Linked DNA regions of Homo sapiens: all the other regions are linked to region 1. The links are chromatin contacts, found by Hi-C or POLR2A ChIA-PET in ENCODE. All regions are on one chromosome and are shown on one strand. Each heading gives the region's core, a stretch centred on a gene start or an enhancer-like site at or near the end of the contact. The rest is flanking DNA. Distances are from core to core; before and after follow the strand shown. Region 1 overlaps LOC112268413 (a long non-coding RNA gene). Region 2 overlaps THADA (THADA armadillo repeat containing). Region 3 overlaps THADA (THADA armadillo repeat containing).

Region 1 (4,327 bases), core at 1,739-4,238:
CGGGGGGTGTCCCTCATTCTGGTCCTCTTGAGCAGTCACTCTTCCATCTGTCCTGATGGTCATGGCTGGGAATCATGGCTGGGAATGGGGTCAACAGAGAAGAGCTTCCTCCCTCTTCTTCTTCCTTTATGTCTTTTCATCTCTGCCCACTCTCTACATCTTTTCCTTTCTCCCTTCTCACTTTATGTTTCTTTTATCTGCATTTCTCTCTCTCTCTCCCCGTCTCCTCTCTCTTTCCCCCACACCCCCGCCCCCAGGGTCTTGCTCTGTCACCCAGGCTGGAATGCAGTGGCACAAACAGGCTCACTGAAGCCTCGACCTCCTGGGCTCAAGCGATCCTCTCACCTCAGCCTCCCAAGTAGCTGGGACCACAGGTGCATAGCACTACACCCAGCTAATTTTTAAAATTTTTTGTAGAGGCAGGGGTCTCACTATGTTGCCCAGGCTGGTCTCAAACTCCTGGACTCGTGCCTCGGCGTCCCATAGTGCTGGGATTACAGGTGTGAGCCACCTCTGCCAGCTGGATTCTTTCAGCCCCAGCCTAGGCAGTCGCACCTGGCCTGCACCCTCTCAGCCCTGTATCTGCCTCTGGGTGTACCCGCTGCACAGAGCATCCCAACCCGTGGACTTGGGAGATGGATGGCTATCAAGCAGCCATTTTCTCTGTGTGCGACTTCTCACACTCTTCTGTTAGCCCCACTGCTCCATCACACTGGCACCCCCAGGGCAGGGTTTGTGCCTCCCTCACCAGTTGGAGACACTACCCCTTCTCCTCAGATCCTCTCTCTGCCCCCCTCACCCTTCCTTGTTTCACTGGCTATCCTTTGGGCCCTCTGGATCTGGGGCTGTGTGCTTGGTGTGGGCCAGCACAGAGCAACAGGGGCCCAGACACACCCAGAAAGAGCTCCCTGGAGGGCAGAAAGGCAAGCCAGGGAAGAGGTCAGCCTTGCAGAGTGTTGCTTTTTTGGCTTTTCTGAAAGTTGCGAAAATGTGGCTTTGTCTGAGCGAGTTAAAACAAAAAAATCAATGGTACCTCCCACAGATGATACTGTTGCTCAGGCTCCTGGAGCCACAGTTGGTAGACAAATAACACATAAAAATAGCCTGTGTTTCCCAATCTTATGGCCTCTGGGGGCTGCAGGGGGAGAGGCCTTGGCTGAGCAGGGTTTTCTGGCCCATTGTTTGCCTGCCCTGGGTTAGGGGTGGGCGTGGGGGCTGTTCGTGGGCACAGCAATTCCCGGTCAAAGAAGGGAGGAGGGTGAGTTCTTGGCGAGGATGAGCAAGATAACGCACACTTGAATGGGGTAGCTGTTTGATGTTTATTTTTCCTTTCCCAGGCCAAGAAATTTAGCACACTCCATTTTGAACTTCAGTTTCCACCAACTTTTTCCCCCAGCCTTTTCTTTTTTCTGAAAGTGTGCAAGGAGGACTGAGATACAAGGTCTTATTTCCATCTGGCCTCTGGCCCAGGAGCCTCGACCAAAAAGTTACTTAAGTCATATTTCCATCATTTGCAGATGGCTGTGTATTTATTTCTCACCAAAGTAAAATCCCAAATGGGCTTCAGATATTTGCACGAGTCAAAACTGCTTCCTCCTGGCAGGGCTAGGAAAGGGGCTTTGATCCTTCTGAGAAAACAGAAATGTTGGCCCTGGCCCAGAGAGGATGGTGCATTTAGGGGTTCCCATAACTACCCAAGATCCAGGCCCTGATGGGGTGAAGTGAGCTCTGGGGGCTGGAGAAGCCATATCCCTGAGATGGGCACAGGGCTTTGAGAAGCAAGCTGGAGACAGCTGAGTGATGAGGGCAGAAATCAATGCAGGTGGGGTCACCGAGCAGGTGAGTGGCCCAGAGTAACCCTCTGGAGGACCAGCCACCATCTGAACTCTGTGAGCAAGCCTGTGTGTGGAGGAAAAGCCAAACTGTGGAAAATTACTTGGGGAGAAACTGCCGCTCCCAGACACAGGGCCTGCTGTTGGGCCTGTGTTGTCGGCCCCGTCTCTTTCTTTGCGCCCTCATCCCCAGGGCGCTGAGCCTGGCACAGGGAGACAGCCGTGGCCTGAGTGCCCAGGCTGGTTCATCCCTGGGTCAGGAAGGGCAGCCCAGTTTGTGCTGTGGTAGGGCCTCTCCCTGGCACCAGGGGTGCCCTCACCTCCAGGGCAGAAATCCATTCAGGACTCACTGTCCCCCTCCCCATGTCCCACCTCCTGGCTCCTAGGAGGAGAGGGTCTGAGTGAGCATGGTGAGGGCCTCTCCGAGTAGGGGAGGACCCCTTAGGGCTGAGGAGGGCAAACTGGAGGGACCACAAAGGTGAAGAGAATGGCAGCCAGCCGAATGCCAAAAACTGGCTTTCCAATCACTTCTCTCCTCTCCCCATTCCTGTTGCGGTTTGTGGATGTCCAGTGCACATCTGCATCGCTCCCTCTGCTTCTTGGCTCTCGTTTTCCTCTGTTTTGGCTTCAGGCATCCCTTGCAACAGTGCTGATCTCTGTAAAGTGAATCCTGTGTTCCTGTTGCCATGCATTTTGAGACCTCAGATGTGTTCCCATAGCTTTGGGAAGGGGCATATGAGCCCCCAGGGGAGCTGAAGGCTGCGTAGAGGAACAGACCCTATGCATGGATGAGGCGGAATACTGCGAATATCACTGTGCCACTTCCAGAACTTTCCAGGGTTCCTCAGGGCTATCCTTCCTGAAACCCTTTTCTCAGCCCCACACAACTCCTCTTAGGCTGGGGATGTCTTGCCATCACTCTCACTACAGGGCCAGAGTGGGACCCTATGCCCCAGGGTCTGAATTTCTGGGTGGAGCCCCTGGTAAATTCAGCACTACTTTGCAGGGAGCTGGGACTCAATGTCTCTGGCCTCCTGCTTGGTTCTTCCCGGTTCGCATCTCTGGCTCTCTTTGGCTCTTTTCTCTCCAGGTCAGCCAGCAGGCCCTCCTCCCTACCCCGTCCCCTCCCTCTCTCCCCACATCTTGGCTCCACGCTCTGTTTTCCTTTAGGACTTGCTTTCAAAGAGCACCAAGTTGGCCACTAGCGTCTCTGGCCTGGCCCACCTTAAAGCCTGACCCTGACTCATGGTCCTGGTCCCGACAGGACGTGGTTCACACCGGTTTAGAAAACTCTGGACGGCAAAGTCACAAACCATCTGCACCCTCTTCTTCCGCCCCAGACGTTATTTATGTGTGTGGCTTTGTGTTCGTTGCTAAATGCGGCCTGTGTGAAGGCTGTTAATTAACCCTTTGAGAAATGCGCTTCCCATCGGGGCAGGGACAGGAACAAGGAGCATGCTTCTAATCACCGAAGATTTATCCTGCTTCAGACGAGGCGTTTAATGAAGGCAGGGGAAGGGGCTGGAGGAGATGCCCTTCGAAGCGGTTTAAAGAAAGCCCGTTTTGTGCACGCAGATTGTCAGAAGGGCAGGAAATTCTAAATCAACTGTGCTCCTGGGCCTCAGTGAGGGGACAGGGGGTGCATACAGGGAGGGGGAGGGGGCCTGTGGGGTCGGGGGAGGTCTAGGGGCACAGGCCGGCTATCAGGAAGCAGGGCCAGGCAGCTCTCCTGGGATGAGCTGTGTAGTCACTCAACTCTTTGGCCGTCTGTAAAATGGGACCGCGTCTCGCCTGCCTCCTCCCTCCAGGGCATCCATGGAGGGGACTGTAGAACAGAGTTGGAGGAGCCGCTTATAATACAAACAGTCATCAAAGAGTGACCATGCTGTGGGTGCCTTGGGAGGTGGGTGGGGGTGACAAAGTGAAAAGAGGGACTTTCTTTCCCAGTGAGGGAGGGTGAGCTCTGGGGTCAGGGTGTTCATAAGCTTTCCAGGGGGCCCTCTAGTTCCTCACCTGTAAAGTGAGAGGCATTCTGGAATCTTCACAGCTGGCTGTAGGATTATGGGTTTCCTGACACTGAAAACAACCTTTCTTCCGAAAAAGGAGAAATTCAGTTTTGGGTTTCACTCCCCCTTGGTTTCCCAGCCCAAGGCGCATCACGGTTCCCACCCTTCCCAGATGCACTGAGGGTGGTACTGGCTGGAGGGGTTGGGGGAGGAGGGCAAGCGGGAAGTCCCAGGACATCCCAGCTGGGCGTGGGGGCTGAGGGACGGAGTGGGCCACAGAAGCCCGCTGATATTTATAACTGCGACTCTTTACATTCTGTATAAAGGCATGCCTAAAAAGCACCATTGAGGGAGGGCTCAGACGCCTGCCCGCACGCAGCCAAGCTTCCTGTCAAAGCCGAATGAGCTCAGAAAACAAAAAAATGTATTCACAGCTCTGAGTCTTCCCCGCTTCCCAGGCTTATTTCGTTTGAAAATACTCAGAGTTGG
Region 2 (4,754 bases), core at 519-3,018, 330 kb after region 1:
TAAGCCAAATCCGCACACAAAAAAGAGAAATAAATACTCAGGGAGATGTCTCTAGATGTTACATGATAATCAATTGTATCAACAAGAGGTCTACCTTTCAAAAGGCTCCCACTGACTTCTTATTTCCCCCATAATACCTTTGGGAGACTGAGGCAGAGTGATGCAATGACTAACCAGAGGGCCTCTAGTGACTTGGGATGGGAGCCAGATGCCCTGATTTTAGGCCAGTGCCCTTTCCTTTTGATTATGCTTCCCAGGTGGCCAACTGCCCTGAAATAGCCATGTCAGCAAAGACTACCTCTGACACACTCTACAGTGAATTTTTAATGATCTGTTTCCTAAACATCCCAAAGTGGTTTGCTCTGTCTTTGGTTAATCTCTGCCATCAATACTCCTATCATCAAAAGCTTTTCTTGGTGCCCTACCAGGTATGACGCCATGCCAACCACCATAAAAAGAGAGTCCTTATCCACTGGCTGCCGAATCTACTTCCTATTGCCCCTGGAGAGCCTAAACCCAATCTTGCCTTCATGATCCTACCATTCCAGTGGCTCACAAAAGAATGTGGGGAGTGTAAAGGGCCAGTCAGTACGTTGGAGACTTTACCTTGCAGAAGCATTCTGGGTGATTTTCCTTCATGGCCAACAATAAGAACTTCTCTCCCATGTTGCACAGCAAGGGTGGCACGCCCTTCTCTCCAAGTCCAGAGGCTGCTGCTAAGAACTTTTCCAAGAGGGCTTCCAGTGTTAGTGAGCGCACTTCAGGGAAGGCAGATTCTAACAGCTGAGAGAAAGAGATGGGGACATTCGTCTCCCGCTCTCCACTCTTGGCTGCCGCGGCCCACACTGCAGCAATGGCTAGTCTGGTGAGGCTCTGGAGGTACTGGGGCAGGCCTGGCACCTTGAAGGCCCAAGGGAATCCCGTTATCAGCTCTGATCCTGAGATAATCCCTCTGACTTCCTCCCAGAAGCCAAGACTCTCCAGAACTAAGAAGCAAAAAAAGCAAAAGGGAAAGAGATAATCACTTTAAATTTCCACAAAAGGACATGAAAGAATGAAGACTGAATCCACTGCGTGAGGCCATCAGATGTCTCCCATAAGCAGATTTCAAACACTGTCATAAGTGAGTGGCCCTCTAAGGTTCAGACTTCTAGTCCACAACAATTTCCATTTAGGTAATGTATAATTTTTCCAACAGGGGCACAAAGGCATTACTATTAGAAAATGCGTTCCTGGCACCCCTCCTCAACATTCAATAAATACGAACTCAGTGACCTCTTATCACCGAGCCTCAAAGCTGACCATGAGAAGAGGACATCTAGTATAAACTTCCTTCAGGGGTGAAGCTCCCCTCTGTAACACCCTTTCCCAGAAGCTCTTGGTTGAACCCTACAGTACCCTGGAGCTCATGAGACAGCTTATTCCATTGTTAGTAGATCTAATTGTCAAAAAGTTCTTTTTGTGTTTCTACTCACTGGCCTAATGCTACATTTTGAGGCTCCCAATGACAGCTCTTTAGACATTTGATTACAATTCTTGTGTCCCCTCTGTCTTCTCCAGATGAAACATTCCTACTTCCTTCCTCAAATGATGGGGTCACTGTCTCTCATTATTCTAGCTGCTTTCCTGTGGACATGCCTCACCCTCTCTTAAAGGATGGCCAATAGGCTGGATCACAAATCTCCTGCATGGTTTGACCCGCAGGACTATTACTTTCTCTGTTCTGAACTGGAGTTGCATCACACTGTTGACTCATATGGAGCACAAAGTCAACTGAAACCACAGCCCTTCTTTTTTGACGTGGTCTACTGATGGTGGTGAGTCATCTTTCTCCCACTTTGTACTCAGTACTTAAGCCAAGATGTGTTTTCTTTGTTTATTTTAAGCCCAAGTATATCCCTGTTAAATTTTATCCTCCTGTTAAGTTTTATGGTCTACCTTTCATTTGCCGAGATCTTTTCATATTCTCAGTTCTGATTAAAAAAATAAAAAAACCAAAAACTTATTGCCTGCTTACTATGTGCTAGGAGCTAAATAAGATCACTGCCCTTAAGGAGTTTATAGTCAGTCTAGTTTGAGAAAGAGAAATGCATGAACACATAATTCCAATATAGTGGTACAAATGATAACCTAGGCCTCAAAGAGGAAGACAGGTGACAATGTGTTAGCACCACCAAAGGCAGGGGAACCAGCTGAGCAAAGGCTCAACAAAGGCATGAAACAGAACGGACCATGTGGGGAACTACAGGCCATCCCATAACACTGGAGCATAAAATTTGAGGTGGGAAAGGGCAGGAGATGAGGCTAGGGAAGAAATGTGGCTAGAGTACAGAAAGCCTCCTAGACAATGTGAAGCAGCTAGTTCTGTATGCAACGGAATGCCACTGGGGGGTTATTTTAAGCAGTAAGGTCAGGGGCCCATTTTCACTGAAGTGCTCTTATCGTTGAGGAGGCAATATTAGAGGCAGGGAGACCAGTTACAACACTACTGCACCGTAGTCCAGGAGAGAAATAAATGACGAGGGCCTTAAGTTCAGAAGGAATCAGGAGAAGGTGGGTTTAAGAAACGCTGAAGGTCTGAAGCCAAGGTGATCATTTAAAAAGGCAAAAAAGAAAGAAAAAAAAACACTGAAGGGATAAAACTGGCAGGACTAGGGAATGAGGGTGCGGACTAGGGTAGGAGTCTCGGGTACCTCCCAGCACCCAGTTCTTCACACATGTTCATCATCTAATAGAAATTGGGTAAACCAGCTGGGCGTGGTGGCTCATGCCTGTAATCCCAACATTTTGGGAGCCCAAGGTGGGAGGACTGCTTGAGCCCAGGAGTTTGAGACCAGCCTGGACAACACTGTGAAAATCTATTTCTACAAAAAATAAAAAGTCAGCTGGGTGGGGGATCACTTGAGCCCAGGAGGTTGAGGATGCAGTGAGCCAGGATGCTGACACTGCATTCCAGCCTGGGCGACAAAGTGAGACCCTATCTCAAAAACGCATACAAAGTAGTTGGCAAACTTCAATTTCACAGGAATGCCTAAATGCCCAAAATCAAATAATTACTAAAAATGTGGGCAAGCTGGAGGGTGGAGGCCTTTGGTGAGCAGGCTCCCTGCTGGCCCTTGCCTCAAACGCTCTTCCAGGCTCTCACTAATTCATTAACTAGCCCTCTTCGGTTTGAGTCATCCCCCACTTATGAATCCTCTTAATTGTATCATTCTGTCCATGAAGTTTTATCTACAAGAACTTATGACAGACTTCACCAAATGCCTTGCCAAAATTTAGATATTATATTCATAGCATTCTCTGATAAATCCTGACAACTGTACCCAAGATGTTAACAAGTTTATCCTGGATTGGCTTACCAGACAGCATTTAAGTGATACGCATTTATAGCTAATAAAACACCGTTTATATTTATCATCTCATTATAACTCAGAGAACTCTGCTGACTTCTAGAAAACTAACATAAACATAATGCATATGTAAAACATTCAGGTAACAGAAAAATTTATTTGAAATTGAAAATTTGCATAGACTTGCAATAATTCGAGATTTAAAAATATAGAGTATTTATGTAACACATCAAATTGTTTCAAAGTCTGTCACAGGGGGCAAAATGGGGACTGGACTTGGGCTCCAACATGATGGGACCCCAGGGAGGCCACCATCTGGGGCTGCAGACAAACCTCTACTGTTTTTTTTTTTTTTTTTTTGAGATGGAGTCTCGCTCTGTCGCCCAGGCAGGAGTGCAGTGGTGCGATCTCGGCTCACTGCAACCTCCACCTCCAGGGTTCAAGTGATTCTCCTGCCTCAGCCTCCTGAGTAGCTGGGATTACAGGAGCATGCCACCACGCCTGGCTAATTTTTGTATATTTAGTAGAGACAGGGTTTTGCCATGCTGGACAGGCTGGTTTCGAACTCCTGACCTCGTGATCTGCTCGCCTCAGCCTCCCAAAGTGCTGGGATTACAGCGTGAGCCACCGTGCCCGGCCATACCGCTACTCTTAACTCAGACACTGCAGAATTCCCAGCTCACCAGGAGGCATCTTTTTATTTTTTTATTTTTTTGGAGACAGAATCTCCCTCGGTCACCCAGGCTGGAGTGCAGTGGCACAATATTGGCTCACTGCAACCTTCGCCTCCCCGGTACAAGTAATTCTCCTGTCTCAGCCTCCAGAGTAGCTGGAAATACAGGCACACGCCACCACACCCAGCTAATTTTTGTATTTTTAGTAGAGACAGGGTTTCACCATGTTGCCCAGGCTGGTCTCAAACTCCTGACCTCAGGTGATCTGCCCGCCTCGGCCTCCCAAAGTGCTGGGATTACAGGTGGGAGCCACTGAGCCCAGCCAGGCAGTATCTTTATAAAGCAGTGGGGGAAACCCTGGGCAGCTGGGATCTTCAACCTCTGTGTCATCTCTGTTTCAATGTCTAAAAACCGAATCTCATAACAATCTAATAATAATAAGAGCACAGTACTATCATCTCCAGGTACCATTTCCCTATCCTTCCTACCCACTGCTGCTAGAGGACAGCATTACATTCAAAAGGAATTTCATTTATTTGGCACAGTCAGAAATATGGCTCAGAAATCTGCTCTTAAAATTGTAATTAACGGCCGCCCGGGAGGCAGCGGCTGGAGGAGCGGACGGGCCCCGCGGGGCCCGAGGGCAAGGAGCAGCCGCCTGCCTTGGCCTCCCAAAGTGCCGAGATTGCAGCCTCTGCCCGGCCGCCACCCCGTCTGGGAAGTGAGGAGT
Region 3 (4,539 bases), core at 599-3,098, 470 kb after region 1:
AAGAAGAGCCAGGCTTCTACTGTATCTGGCCACAAACCAGTCCTATAACCCCAGGCGATTGTCACCATGTGCCACACATGGTTAACCAATCCAATCAGTCACTTTTCCTACAGGAAAAGCAAAATAAGGAACAGATCCCACCATTGGTAGAGACATTACGTCTATATCCAGAAGACAGCCTGTACTCAGATACAGCAGCTGTGGATATAGGCTCCTCATCTCTCTCAGTTGCATACATTTCAGACCCTATAGGTCCATTCCGTGTAGCTAAGTTACTGGCTACTCAAAAGGCAACCAAAAAACAAGGTTATTTTGGTATAACAGAAAGAGTACATCTAACACCCTTGACAAGCCCTGCACTCTTGGGTTCAAATTCTAGCTCTGTAACTGCCTTGCTCTCTGAACCTCAATTTCCTCAACGGGCAAATGAGGGTGATAACACCTCTTCTCAGAGTCACTGTAAGTAAAATGACCAGTTCAATACTTGGCAGAAAGACGGGGCTCAACAAAGGTTGGTCTACTTCCTACTGACTTCTCTGCTCAGAACACTTTCTTTCTTGTTTTCTGCATTCCTGGGTCAAAATCTACTTCTTAATAAATTCCTTAAACTGCCTAACCAATTTTAATAAGCTACTACTGTCTAGCTTGTTAAAATTGTATGTGTGTGTGTGTGTGTGTGTGTGTGTGTGTGTGTGTGTGTGATGGTATTAAATTTAATATCCCAAGTTTAATTTTGCTACTCAAAATGTGATCTACAGACCAGCAGCAGTGGCATTATCTGGAAGACCATTTGGAAGTCGGACTCTCAGGCCTCACCTCAGATTTACTGAAATCAGAATTTATATGATAGCCAAGTGATATGTTTACATCTTAAAGTTTTAGAAACACTGTTCTATAACACACATGGACAGTCAATAAGTCAGAGCCTAGGCTCTGTACTTAAGGAATCAAGGGTGGTGCTTCTGCTTACAGGACATTTTGCTTACAGTGACTCTCAGAAGATGTGTTATCACCCTCATTTGCAAGTTGAGGAAATTGAGGTTCAGAGAGCAAGCAAGGCAGTTACAGAGCTACAATTTGAACCCAAGAGTGCAGGGCTTGTCAAGAGTGATAGATGTGCTCTTTCTGTTACACCAAAATAACCTTGTATTTTGGTTGGTGGCACTTCTGCTGTTGGTGATGTTCTATGAATCTACTTCATAAAGCACCTTACTTACTGGAAGAAAGCAACTACAACCGCAGCATTTTCTTTCACTGGAAGAACAGACTGATTGCAAACTTCTTACTTTGTATTTTTAGAGGTTAACAAATGATGCCCTAAGTACACTGGCTTCAAAGCAATATTTAAATTTTCTATATTAATGCAATCTTTGTTTTATATAATGGATACTTTGAATATAATGAGTAGTATCAGCATTCTGATTATATGTAAACTAAGCAACATTTTGGAAAGGTACTTTCAGGTACCACTGAAAGGTACTTTCAATGTAGTAATTTATTATTTCTAGGATGCAATGAACAACAGACTGAGTAGTAAAAAGCTTCCACAAATTCAATGTTCTTAAGACAGAGCACAGGTTCTAAAGCAAATCTCTGTTTCTAATGTAAACTGCAATTCTGTGCACATGCCTTTCCTCCTTGCATCAACTTTCTGAAAACATTTCTTAGTTCTTTCCACTTATTCATGAAAGAACAATTTTTAAGGCCCCTGAAAGTAAAATTTACCACCCAAATTCCTAAAATGAATCACCAAATGCCAGATGAAGGAGACTGGTAACTTTGTATATCAGGAAACAAAAACCAGTCTGCCTGAGTCATCTCTGTGATCAAAGATAACACAGCCACAGCCAAGGCTTGGCGCAAACAAATAGCTCTGCAAGCGCATGCCAGAACCTCATGTTTAATGGTTTTCTCACATTAAAATGCATAAGTCAGCTCTGTGAAACAAGGAAGTGAAACCTAGGACACTACATACATAAGAAATACTCTCTTGAGTTTGGTTTCTTACCCTTCTGCTCCAAATCCACTTCAATTTTTGGTAGAAACACAAAAATGAAGGTACTGTTTTGTCAAGAGCTAAGCAGAAAGGTAATAGCTAACTAATATGATAGGCTTCTGAAAGGTTTCATGAGAAAATTTTAATACTTCTTGGAGGCCTACATATTTAGGCCTTTGATCCAAAATGAACAAAGTAATCAGAAGACGGCAAATGCCTGAAAAGATGTAACACAAGAAGTGGTAATAGGCTCTAAAAGAAGAGAACCCTGTTATATTATTTCATGAATACTCTATATTCATGGCTTTTTTCAGGTACTACAAACGTAAAAGAGAAGACGAGTGGGAATTCATGCCACATGGCATTACCATTTACATGCCACCCATTGCACCGGCTCGCAGACTCTTCCAGAGTGAAGAGGCAGATGTCCTGACATCCTCTCGAACCCGTGGACAGAAGATACATACCAGAACCAAGCCTGCTCCGTGCTAGCCAGGCTCAACACAGGAATAACGCAAACATGGGGCTATGTCTTTCAAAAGGAGTATCTCCTATCAACACCATCCACCTGCCTTGGAGCAGACAGGGCTCAAAGAAAACATTACTTACACAGGTTCTAATGAGATCCTGTACCCACAATATAAGCACCTTACTCTGAAACACTGGGGGCAATGGCAGGAAAACCCAGGCCTCTGCTTTCACAAGACCCCTCCCAAAGTTTGTGTGTGTGTGTGTGTGTGTGTGTGTGTGTGTATACAAGTTATATATATATACACGCACACACACAATAGTTATATACAAAAGTTTTACATATAATATATATAATAGTTATATATATAATAGTTTTTAATATATACAATAGGTTTACATATATAAAAAAATATATAATATGGCCGGGCGCGGTGGCTCATGCCTGTAATCCCAGCACTTTGGGAGAATGAGGTGGGCGGATCACAAGGTCAGGAGATCGAGACCATTCTGGCTAACACAGTGAAACCCCATCTCTACTAAAAATACAAAAAATTATCCAGGCGTGGTGGCGGGTGCCTGTAGCCCCAGCTACTCCGGAGGCTGAGGCAGAAGAATGGCGTGAACCTGGGAGGGGGAGCTTGCAGTGAGCCGAGATCGCGCCACTGCACTCCAACCCAGGCGACAGAGCGAGACTCCGTCTCAAAAAACAAACAAACAAACAAATAATATATATATATAAAATATATATGATATATATAAAATAGTTTCTGAAATAAGAAGAAGATAAAATATTCCCGTAAAACTCCCACGCCAACCTAGACAATTTCTACACAGCATGACACTACCTCATAATGAAGGGAACAAAAGGTCCCATGCTGAGAGCAGAAGAAGTACCATCCATCGGGGAAGCGTAGAGTCTCTCCAACACCAAAAGTAAGAGAAACATGCTTGGATGACGATTTGGTTCTCCCATATCACTGAAACAACAATTATTACACATGAAAGATTTCACATTTAGGTAGTGAAGCACTCCTCCTTCAAACATTTTTCTCATGAAATAATTATGTATATGGCCGGGTGCGGTGACTAATGCCTGTAATCCCAGCACTTTGGGAGGCCGAGGCGGATGGATCACGTGAGGTCAGGAGTTCAAGACCAGCCTGGCCAATACAGTAAAACCTCATCTCTACTAATACAAAAAACTAGCCGATGTGGTGGCGCATGCCTGTAATTCCAGCTACTCGGGAGGCTGAGGTGGGAGAATCACTTGAACCTAGGAGGCGGAGGTTGCAGTGAGCCAAGATCACGCCACTGCACTCCAGCCTGGGTGACACAGTGAGACTCCATTTCAAAAACAAAATTATGTATATGAAGTGAGACTCCACAATCAAGGGGATAGTTTTCCTTTTTTCTTTTTTTTTTCTACGTTCACTTCTTATCTCCCAAATGTGCATCATAAGAAAAAACTACTAGCAAAACAGGGAAATGGGCTTTCGTACAGGATCCTCTTCTCAAAGCTTATCATTTACATAATTAGAGTACGCTATTTTGATTAGAACTGTTCCTACAGTAGAGACGTGCCTGTTCCACAGTATGAAATGTGAAACTTTCAACATCCAAATGTATTTAAGAAAGCATGAATAGTCACTAAAGGCCAGAAAAGCACATTAGCATAAACTACTAATGTGAGCAAATGCATCATAACCAGAAGTAAAATTCATTACTTTTATTTTCTAATTATAAACAATTAGTGTACATTCATACCAAGTGCAAAATTATAGGAAAAATACAAAAGACATGCTTTATGATGTCCATACTAAAAATTCCACTACCAGCTTCAGAATGTGTGTGTGTTTTTTTTTTCTTTTTTTGAGACGGAGTATTTTTCTGTCACCCAAGCTGGAGTGCAGTGGCAAGATCTCAGCTCACTGCAACCTCTGCCTCCTGGGTTCAAGTGATTCTCCTACCTCAGCCTCCCAAGTAGCTGGGATCACAGGTGCGCACCACCAGCCTGGCTAATATTTGTATTTTTAATAGAGACAGGGTTTCGCCATGCTGGCCAAGCTGGTCTT

Evidence for each region. Hi-C counts contacts between places; a loop is a spot of excess contacts on that map. ChIA-PET counts read pairs that join two places held with the same protein, here RNA polymerase II (POLR2A). Pooled maps may share reads with other maps.
Region 2: a loop to region 1 is called in a pooled map, with 2.0 times the contacts of the local background. The contact joins two enhancer-like sites. A Hi-C loop is called at or near these places in 2 of 50 pooled maps. POLR2A ChIA-PET finds 5 or more read pairs at or near these places in 2 of 52 experiments (GM12878 and HepG2).
Region 3: a loop to region 1 is called in a pooled map, with 2.6 times the contacts of the local background. The contact joins two enhancer-like sites. A Hi-C loop is called at or near these places in 1 of 168 maps with a recorded cell type or tissue (Caco-2), 1 of 37 single-sample maps with no recorded cell type and 3 of 50 pooled maps. POLR2A ChIA-PET finds 5 or more read pairs at or near these places in 2 of 52 experiments (B cell and PC-9).

Annotation. Positions count from the first base shown.
Region 1 is chr2:42,958,499-42,962,825 of GRCh38, forward strand. The region is part of intron 2 of LOC112268413 (a long non-coding RNA gene); the gene reads left to right. Among named protein-coding and RNA genes, the nearest start is that of LINC01819, 79 kb to the right of the region's middle. Within about 2 kb of position 2,989, at least 19 of the 41 ENCODE cell types and tissues checked have a DNase peak (open chromatin) inside an H3K27ac peak, as active enhancers do; they include PC-9, where a contact is called at or near this core.
Region 2 is chr2:43,292,228-43,296,981 of GRCh38, forward strand. THADA (THADA armadillo repeat containing) reads right to left here. Exons shown (of 38, transcript NM_022065.5): 32 at 607-986. Among named protein-coding and RNA genes, the nearest start is that of LINC01126, 67 kb to the left of the region's middle. RefSeq lists an enhancer at 607-1,806 and a silencer at 1,083-1,377. Within about 2 kb of position 1,769, at least 14 of the 41 ENCODE cell types and tissues checked have a DNase peak (open chromatin) inside an H3K27ac peak, as active enhancers do.
Region 3 is chr2:43,424,788-43,429,326 of GRCh38, forward strand. THADA (THADA armadillo repeat containing) reads right to left here. Exons shown (of 38, transcript NM_022065.5): 28 at 3,313-3,444. Among named protein-coding and RNA genes, the nearest start is that of THADA, 170 kb to the right of the region's middle. RefSeq lists enhancers at 1,191-1,270, 1,309-2,508, 1,663-1,752, 1,773-1,832. Within about 2 kb of position 1,849, at least 24 of the 41 ENCODE cell types and tissues checked have a DNase peak (open chromatin) inside an H3K27ac peak, as active enhancers do; they include PC-9, where a contact is called at or near this core.